Regions from separate parts of the Homo sapiens genome. Here all the other regions are linked to region 2. Evidence: chromatin loops called from intact Hi-C (ENCODE). Cell type or tissue: prostate gland. All regions are shown on one strand.

Region 1 (2,500 bases), 230 kb after region 2:
CCATAGTCATTGAATGAGTCATCGGCCAAGATGCCATCAAGTCTCATCTGGACTGATTAAATAGCTTAAACACTGTAACAGCATGTAAGTTGTTTGGAATATTTAGGATTTTTTTTTTTTTTTTTTTTTTTTTTTTTTTTTGATACGGAGTCTCTCTCTGTCGCCCAGGCTGGAGTGCAGTGGCGCGATCTCGGCTCACTGCAAGCTCCGCCTCCCAGGTTCACGCCATTCTCCTGCCTCAGCCTCCTGAGTAGCTGGGACTACAGGCGCCCGCCACCACGGCCGGCTAATTTTTTTGTATTTTTTTGTAGAGACGGGATTTCACCGTGTTAGCCAGGATGGTCTTGATCTCCTGACCTCGTGATCCACTCGCCCAGGCCTCCCAAAGTGTTGGGATTACAGGCGTGAGCCACCGCGCCCGGCCGGAAATAATTTTTTTACCATATTATCTAGGAGAGAGTAGGACCTAACCACATTTTTATAACTACTATTGTGCATCCGAGAGTGCTGACATTATTAAATTCATTATCAAATCGAGCAAGTCATCAGCCATGAACAGAACTGAGTGTGAACAGGGCTTGGAGGAAATAAGTGTCTCTACCTCTACATCCTCCCACCTTACAATTTCCTATTCATGCTTTCCATCCCCCTGACTCCCATCATTGGCCAAATCCATTCAGAAGAGGTTAGATGAGGAAACTAAGGTTCAGAGAGGTAAATGAATTTGCCCAGTATCACCCAGCTAATGAATGTCAGTTCTGATATTTGAATCCCACAGACCGACTCCAAATACCATGATCTCATTTATTACTTTACATGTACAACTGATGGCTATGCCAAATATGAATTGTTATAATTTTTAATAAAAGTTAATGAAGGCTAAAGATGTGTATTTTTATCACATATTCTACTATTGAAAAAATTGCTTATCTTATGGCAGGCAATCAATTTTATTTTCAAGCATTTTTTTTTTAAATCTGGATAACAGCCTCTCCCTTTGAAATCTAAAGATCAAATAAATATCTCAATATATCCCTTAACTTGAGTGGGGCTGGAAGCCCCAGGGGAAAATCCCTGATCTAGCCCTTTCTCTCTATTAAGTGGACAACATCCTTAAGTATACTAACACCCTTTGCCCTCAAAGGGGGGCAAGAGGAATGAGGATCCCAAATGATGCCTCCTTGGCCTGATTCTTGTGCTTATCTCTGAGTGGTAGTCCCAGCGAGGGCCTCAGCTCTGTCTCTGACACAACCTGTGGTCTCGGGGCCCTTCTGTTCCTCATCCACTCCTGAACAAACTGTCCTCCCCACAAACCCCAAGACCAGCCCAGGACAGGTCTTGTGGAAACAGTCTGGTAACCTCACAGGGCTCTGCAGCCGTTTCAAGGAGGTTCTTTAGCACCCTCTGGTGGCTACTGCCAGAAATACCATGTTCAAATTGAAGAGGGCAGTGAGGGCGGTGACATTAACGTTGGACCGGATTCCCTGCTTCCTTTTCCATTCAGTCAGACCCTGAAGAGTGTCTCCCAGGGATTGCGGACAAGGAAATCAGGTGATTCTTTTCTATCGGTGCCCAGACTCGGGACTCCACGGTCTTCACTCTTAAAGTACGGCCTCCCAACCAGCAACATTGGAGAATCGGAATCAGAACCTACATTTCAACAAGAAACAGTGATTTATATGCAACTAACACTGAGAAGCTTTTTTCCCTTATATTTTGTCTTTTACATTTCTCCCTACCTCCTCACTGCCAAAAGACAATATACAATCAATTTTCACAGGTAAGCCCTCATTCTTCAAGTTAGGTCTTCCCCCAAGCTAAGGAGAAGGAAAAGAAGTAGAAGTTAGAAGATTTTGAATCAAAATTTGGTTCTGCTATGATTCACTAACATATTCAATTCTCTGAATCTCATTATTCTAAATGTTCAGATGAAAATAACATCTAGCCCTTATGGAACTAAGAATAAACTCATTTTCAAATCAGCTAACTTGGGGTCATTACTGGGATTCATAAATGCCAGGAAATTAGGATTGTTCAATTTCTGATGCCATTCCACTGGCCTTCTAGAAATGGTCATGTCCAACCCTTTGACTTCAAGCCGCAGTGCTCTGCTGGCATCCAGTGGTGAATGGTGTAATGTGGAAACATCAAACATGGTAATGCAGTGTACCCTAGAACTGACCCAGGAAGATGAAACCTAAAACCAGCAAACACAGCTTATCATATGACCTCCAGAACAGACCAAAGAGAGGAATAGAAGAAATGTGGCTACCAGCCCAATGTCAGCTGAAACTAGCAGCAGATAGAGACTTTATTGTTCTGAGCAAGACAATCTATACCAGTTCATTATCAGCTGCCAGGTGCCAAGCTAAAGTAATCTGTGCTCGATTTTCTTTTATGCATCATCCCAAATTAGATGTAAAATAATTGCCAAGAGTTCAGTCATGCTGAGACCCATTATTCAGTAATAAAATTGACATTTCTAAAGTACTTTATCACA
Region 2 (2,500 bases):
TCTTCTCACTTCAAGCCCTCTTCCTTTGGAAAAAGTGAAACTTCCTTTCATTGTTCTTGTCTTTAGGATGGGATTGAAATCTGCTGTGAGTTTAGACCTTTATCTGTTTCACAAGACTCCCTGTATTGAGTTGAACATGAAGACTCATCTTTCCCAGTTCCCTAATAAGAGTTCCCAGGCTTAAAGCTCTATGAGAGGTATGTCCAAACACACTCAGGCTTGTAGGATGTATAAGAGCTTTGCCTTCTAGCCCCTTGTCTCAATGTCCCCAATTTGTATGCAGAGTTAAACTATGTCACAAGATTCCTAGTTTATAGACAGGCCTATAATTGAGTGATGGGGGATGGGGGGGCTTGACCTGCCAACTACGGCAGTCACCTGCATGTTCTGGGGGAGTGGCTATGCCTGCATGTTCTGGGGGAGTGCTAGTGAGCCATATTTGGTGTTATGGGTTATGGAATAGGATATCACTGTTCTGTGGCACAGCTATACATTCTATATTTTGCTTCTAAATTGATCATCTTTTATATTGTGGGGCAGGCAAGTGTGTAAGTTAGAGCCTTGACCTTGGTAAAGGTTGCTTGGCACTTGGCACTTTGTTTTTTGGGGAACCAAGAGTTTATTTCTGCTTTTTAATCAGGGACTCACTCAACAGAGGTCTCCATGTGAAAGCAAGTCTGTACTAAAAAGCTAAACAGCACTTCTGTGGACCTCTCAGTGGTTATTTGATTGGATGGCTCAAAGTGTATCAGATCATGAGTTTAACTTCCTGTATGAGGGAGATGGCTTTAGAGTCCAGGATGAGGTATCTGAGACCACAGGACACTGCTAGAAACTGACTCGCTGACTTCTATGCTTCACGAGATATGAGTGGTCTTGTGCATCCCTCCCAGGGTTTCTGGAAGTGCATGTGGGGTGTGAAAGAATCAGACAAGTCCCAAAGGTAAACTGCCAGGGCAGAAACTCTGAAACCTGATTCACTGTGTTGGCCAGAAGAGGGCAGCACTCACACAGCAGAACAACTTTACGCATTCAGTGACTTCAAGGAGGATCCATACTCAGAGCCAACGATCCCTGAGAAAGCCTGGAGAGGGGTTGGGGCCTCAAATGAGCAGCTTCTTAGTGATGTTTCTGGGAAGAAAGAATGGACAAGTGAGTGGCCTCTTGGCCTGATAAGTACTTTGCACTAAAAGAGATAGGAAGGCCTCAGAAGCAGTATCAGAAACAGTCAGTCTCTGACCTTCTGTTCTTCTGTCTCCTGTTTGTTCTTTCCAAGACAGGTCACAGAAACTAGACTTCCTCTTCCTCAAGGCAAGTCATAGAAACTAGAAGCCCTCTTCCCCAAGGCCAGCTGTAAAACCTGGAAAGATTGCTCACTTTCTCCTTGCCTTTCTGTGTAAGGACTGGCCATGAAGAAATTCTGACCTACCTTGACTAATAGTAGGTTATGAGACCCTCATTCCACAAGGGGTCCTGCCACCAACCCAGGTGGAAGAAATGCCAGAGACAAAGAATCTAGACAGGCCTAGGTGGCTTTCCCAACTCAGTCTATTAGCATTAGGTCATATATCTCTGACCATTTACAGTCCTACATGGCTGTTCATACATCATTAAACCTAAGCAGGAAAATAGAAAGTTTTCTGTTTCTCCGTGGGTCTTCATTCTGAAGGTTCCCATGTCAAATTTTGATAGCATTTTGAAAAATAAATTTGGGCATACAGCCCTGGGTAGAGGCACTTCTTGGTAGGGAAATGGGTGAAGGTAAAAGGAACCTGTCTCAAAGCAGATGATCCAGAGTAGGTGTTGGAGAAAGATCTCAGTGGGGGACCAGATGCGGAAAGATTAAAACAGAGCAAAGATCCAGAGAGGCAGAGTCAGCTCTTTGGTCAATAATAAGCACCTTGGTTGAGTAGATGGTCACAGAATGGCATGTTTCTCAGAGGGACTTGTGCTTGAGCAGCATATACCTGCCTTAGTATCTTGGCCCTTCTAATAAAGGGATGAAAAATACATTGGAAATAGTTTGATTCTCAAAGTTGAAAGCAGGCTGGCCTTGGTATTCTAGATCCATCATGTGAGCACGTTTCTCTTGTGTGCATAAAACAGCATCTCAGAAGGTGTAAGTGTATGGATTAGTGAGACTTCTATGCTTTTACCCTGTATTTTTTATTGCTCACAAATCTTATGCAAACATGAGCTTTCCTAGGCTTACTTAATATTTCCCTTTATGTGACTATCAGTGACAAAGTGCAGTGAATTAAGCAATGTGAGCATAAGGTGTAGGCCTTGTGAGAACACAGAGCACATGGAAGACCATCAGCATCCTCCTTGCGCTCATGTGCAGCTGGATTTGCTGGTGAGCACCCACAGGGTCATTTTTGTGTGTTTTCTGTTTGCATAGTGTCTCTTGCCTAGAACACTTTCCCAGTACATAACAATGACTACAGATGGTGACCTGAGATAGCAAAGAAAGTCTATAGTACATTGGTTCATAACAAAC
Region 3 (2,500 bases), 220 kb after region 2:
GACTTCTCCACACAGGGGATAGTGGGAAGCCTTTGCAGCACAGCAAAGACACAAACAGCTTTGTGTTTTGAGAAGATGGTTCTGGCTGCAGTGTGGAAAGTGGATTGGGATTGGGGATGGGAAAAGAGCAGTTAGCAAGCTATTGAAGTAGTTGGACAATGGTGGCTGGGAATAGTTTCTAGCAGTGAAACGGGAGGAAAGTGGAGAAAGTCAGGCTATTTTAAGATATACAAGTGCCAGCTCTTAGAGACCAAATAGATATGGGGATTAAAGGCGATGAAGGAGTTCAAGATAACTTCCCTGGTTTTTAAGCAAATTTTTGAGCAACTGGGTGAATGATGATACCATTTACTAAGACTTGGAATATTGGAGATAGAGCAGGTTTTGAGGACACTAAGTTCAGTTTGGGGATAATATGATTAGTGAGAAGTATCTAGGAGGCCTCTATGAAGAAATGACCAGTAATTAGGCTATTGAATAGATACCAATGTGAGAGGACTTACATGTAAACTTGAAGGACTGGGAAGAGACACACACCCCTAGGGAGAGAGTACACAGTGAGAGGAGCGGAATAGCTAGTTAGATGAAGAAGAGAAAAGAGCAAAGCAATATGACACTGAGAAGATTACTTGGGGGCACCTGAGGTTTGCAGATTAGCTGATATCAAGGGAACAAAGTGATATGCCAAAAACTTTCAAAATTGCATAAGGGTTCTCTTGCTGGAAAATGAAACTATTGACTTTTATTTATAATGTCCAGGTCTTCATTGATGGTTATAACATAAATATATGCCGAATGAGAAAAGTAGATGATGACTTATTATCTACATGACATATGATTATATATGATGACATATGATTACATTATAGCGTCAGTAGAGGAGAAACAAGATGAGTATTTTGCTAATGCTCACTGCATGCACTATGCTTTAAAAGCAAAAGCACAATTGCTTGATCACTTTGACATTGGTATGTGGTGGCCTCACTGTTCTCAGAAATCTTTCTAATCACAGAAGGTACAAGCCCAGCCACTGCTGAGGCCGAATGTGATCTCATGCCAGAGGACCAATATGCAATCTGATTTTGCAACCTCAGGAATAAGGAGTTGGATTTGGGCAAGAATTTGTTGGACTATTTCAGATTTTTAGGGGTTTTTCTCCCCTCCTTCATGAATATTTCAGCCTAATCAAAAAAATCTCAAACCTCACAATATTTTTAAAGCAATAAGTCAAATCAAATAAATGATTTGAATGTTGAAATAATGCAACACACCCCTTCTGGTCAGCACACAGGCAGGGTCTTCTTTACCTGAGGACAGACCTTTTCCTTCCCGCAAACTGTTTCTGTAAGTAATGCTGCCACCTAGCAGTCTCTTGGGGAATCACCACCCTACAAGGTAATAGCTTTCGGTACACACGTTTTAGGTTTGTGGTGGCTTCCCTGCATTTAAGTTGGGTTTAAACAACACTTGAAATATGAATTTAATTACCTTTGAAAAATGTCTTTTCTGCAGGTATAGGTCTTGAAATCATGGTGTGGCAAAAAATAGGCTGTTGAAAGCAGCTCGCTCAAGATGAAAATGATGGCAAAATGCACAGGATTTGCACTGTCCAAACTCATCCAATTGCAGACACTGAATATGTGCAGTTCTTTTTATATAAATTATTCCTCAATAAAGCTGTTTAAAAAATGGTAAAATAAAAAGAAAATGATGAAAAAAAATAAAACACCCCCTGTGTAAAACTTCAGTACATTTGTATGAAATAACAAACCTCTACAAGTAACTTGTGAGGAGAGTAGGTAAAAACAAAGTGTGGATGATCAGCGTCAAAGAAGAACAGCTCTTTAACCAGAGAACTCTGGAGTCATAATCTCAAAGTATCACCTATGTGCCTACTGGAAACCTAAATGCTGTGACATTTTAATTCACAGCAGGAGCTTCACTTGCAAACTAAGCAAAGTTACTTTTTCATGTACTTCACGTTTTTGTGTTTTCACAAAGGTTAAAAAGAAACAGCTAACAGTTATTGAAGTGTTTGCTATTTGCCCAACACTGAGTAAAACACTTTCCAAGCACTGTTATGTAACCTACACAATCCCCTGAGATGATGTTACTGATACTGGTGGCCTGGGGAAGTTAACAAGGCAAATAAGTGTTGGAGTCGGGATACAAACCGAGCCAGTCTGATTTCAGAGCCTGAGCTCTCACCTCCAAGGTTATAATACTTTTCTATTGTGCTGAAAGTTATGTGGGAGCAAACAGATGTCAGATGTTCAGCAGGTTAAAACATGTGTTAACAGGATACAGTAAGTTTCTGTTTTCTAGTTGAGTGGCATGAAAGAAAATGTTCTCAATTGTATCACAGTGACATTTGTCCTATCTCTTACTACAAACTACTTTATTTAATCACTGTGAAACTCTACCGTTAACTCTCTGTTTAATACCTGTTGACTACCTAGATTGTCAGATACTTTGTCCAATTATGCCATCTCACTGTTTT

Evidence for each region. Peaks named below come from ENCODE experiments on the same cell type or tissue, not always from the same donor. Only the 100,000 strongest peaks of a DNase experiment are listed, where the experiment ranks them.
Region 1: a loop joins it to region 2, with 6 times the contacts of the local background. A loop is called at or near these places in 91 of 110 quality-filtered maps.
Region 3: it touches region 2 in a loop (5-fold over the local background); 100 of 110 quality-filtered maps call a loop at or near these places.

Annotation. Positions count from the first base shown.
Region 1 is chr4:77,617,431-77,619,930 of GRCh38, forward strand. No RefSeq gene overlaps it. Among named protein-coding and RNA genes, the nearest start is that of CXCL13, 13 kb to the left of the region's middle. RefSeq lists a silencer at 1,341-1,440. In prostate gland, CTCF peaks have their summits at 1,421 (motif pointing left) and 2,127; a DNase peak (open chromatin) is centred at 1,411; H3K27ac peaks cover 1,499 bases.
Region 2 is chr4:77,384,571-77,387,070 of GRCh38, forward strand. No RefSeq gene overlaps it. Among named protein-coding and RNA genes, the nearest start is that of CXCL13, 220 kb to the right of the region's middle. In prostate gland, a CTCF peak has its summit at 996 (motif pointing right); a DNase peak (open chromatin) is centred at 1,001.
Region 3 is chr4:77,599,707-77,602,206 of GRCh38, forward strand. It overlaps a transcript of CXCL13 not described here. Among named protein-coding and RNA genes, the nearest start is that of CXCL13, 4.9 kb to the right of the region's middle. In prostate gland, a CTCF peak has its summit at 1,368; DNase peaks (open chromatin) are centred at 1,375 and 2,185; H3K27ac peaks cover 1,069 bases.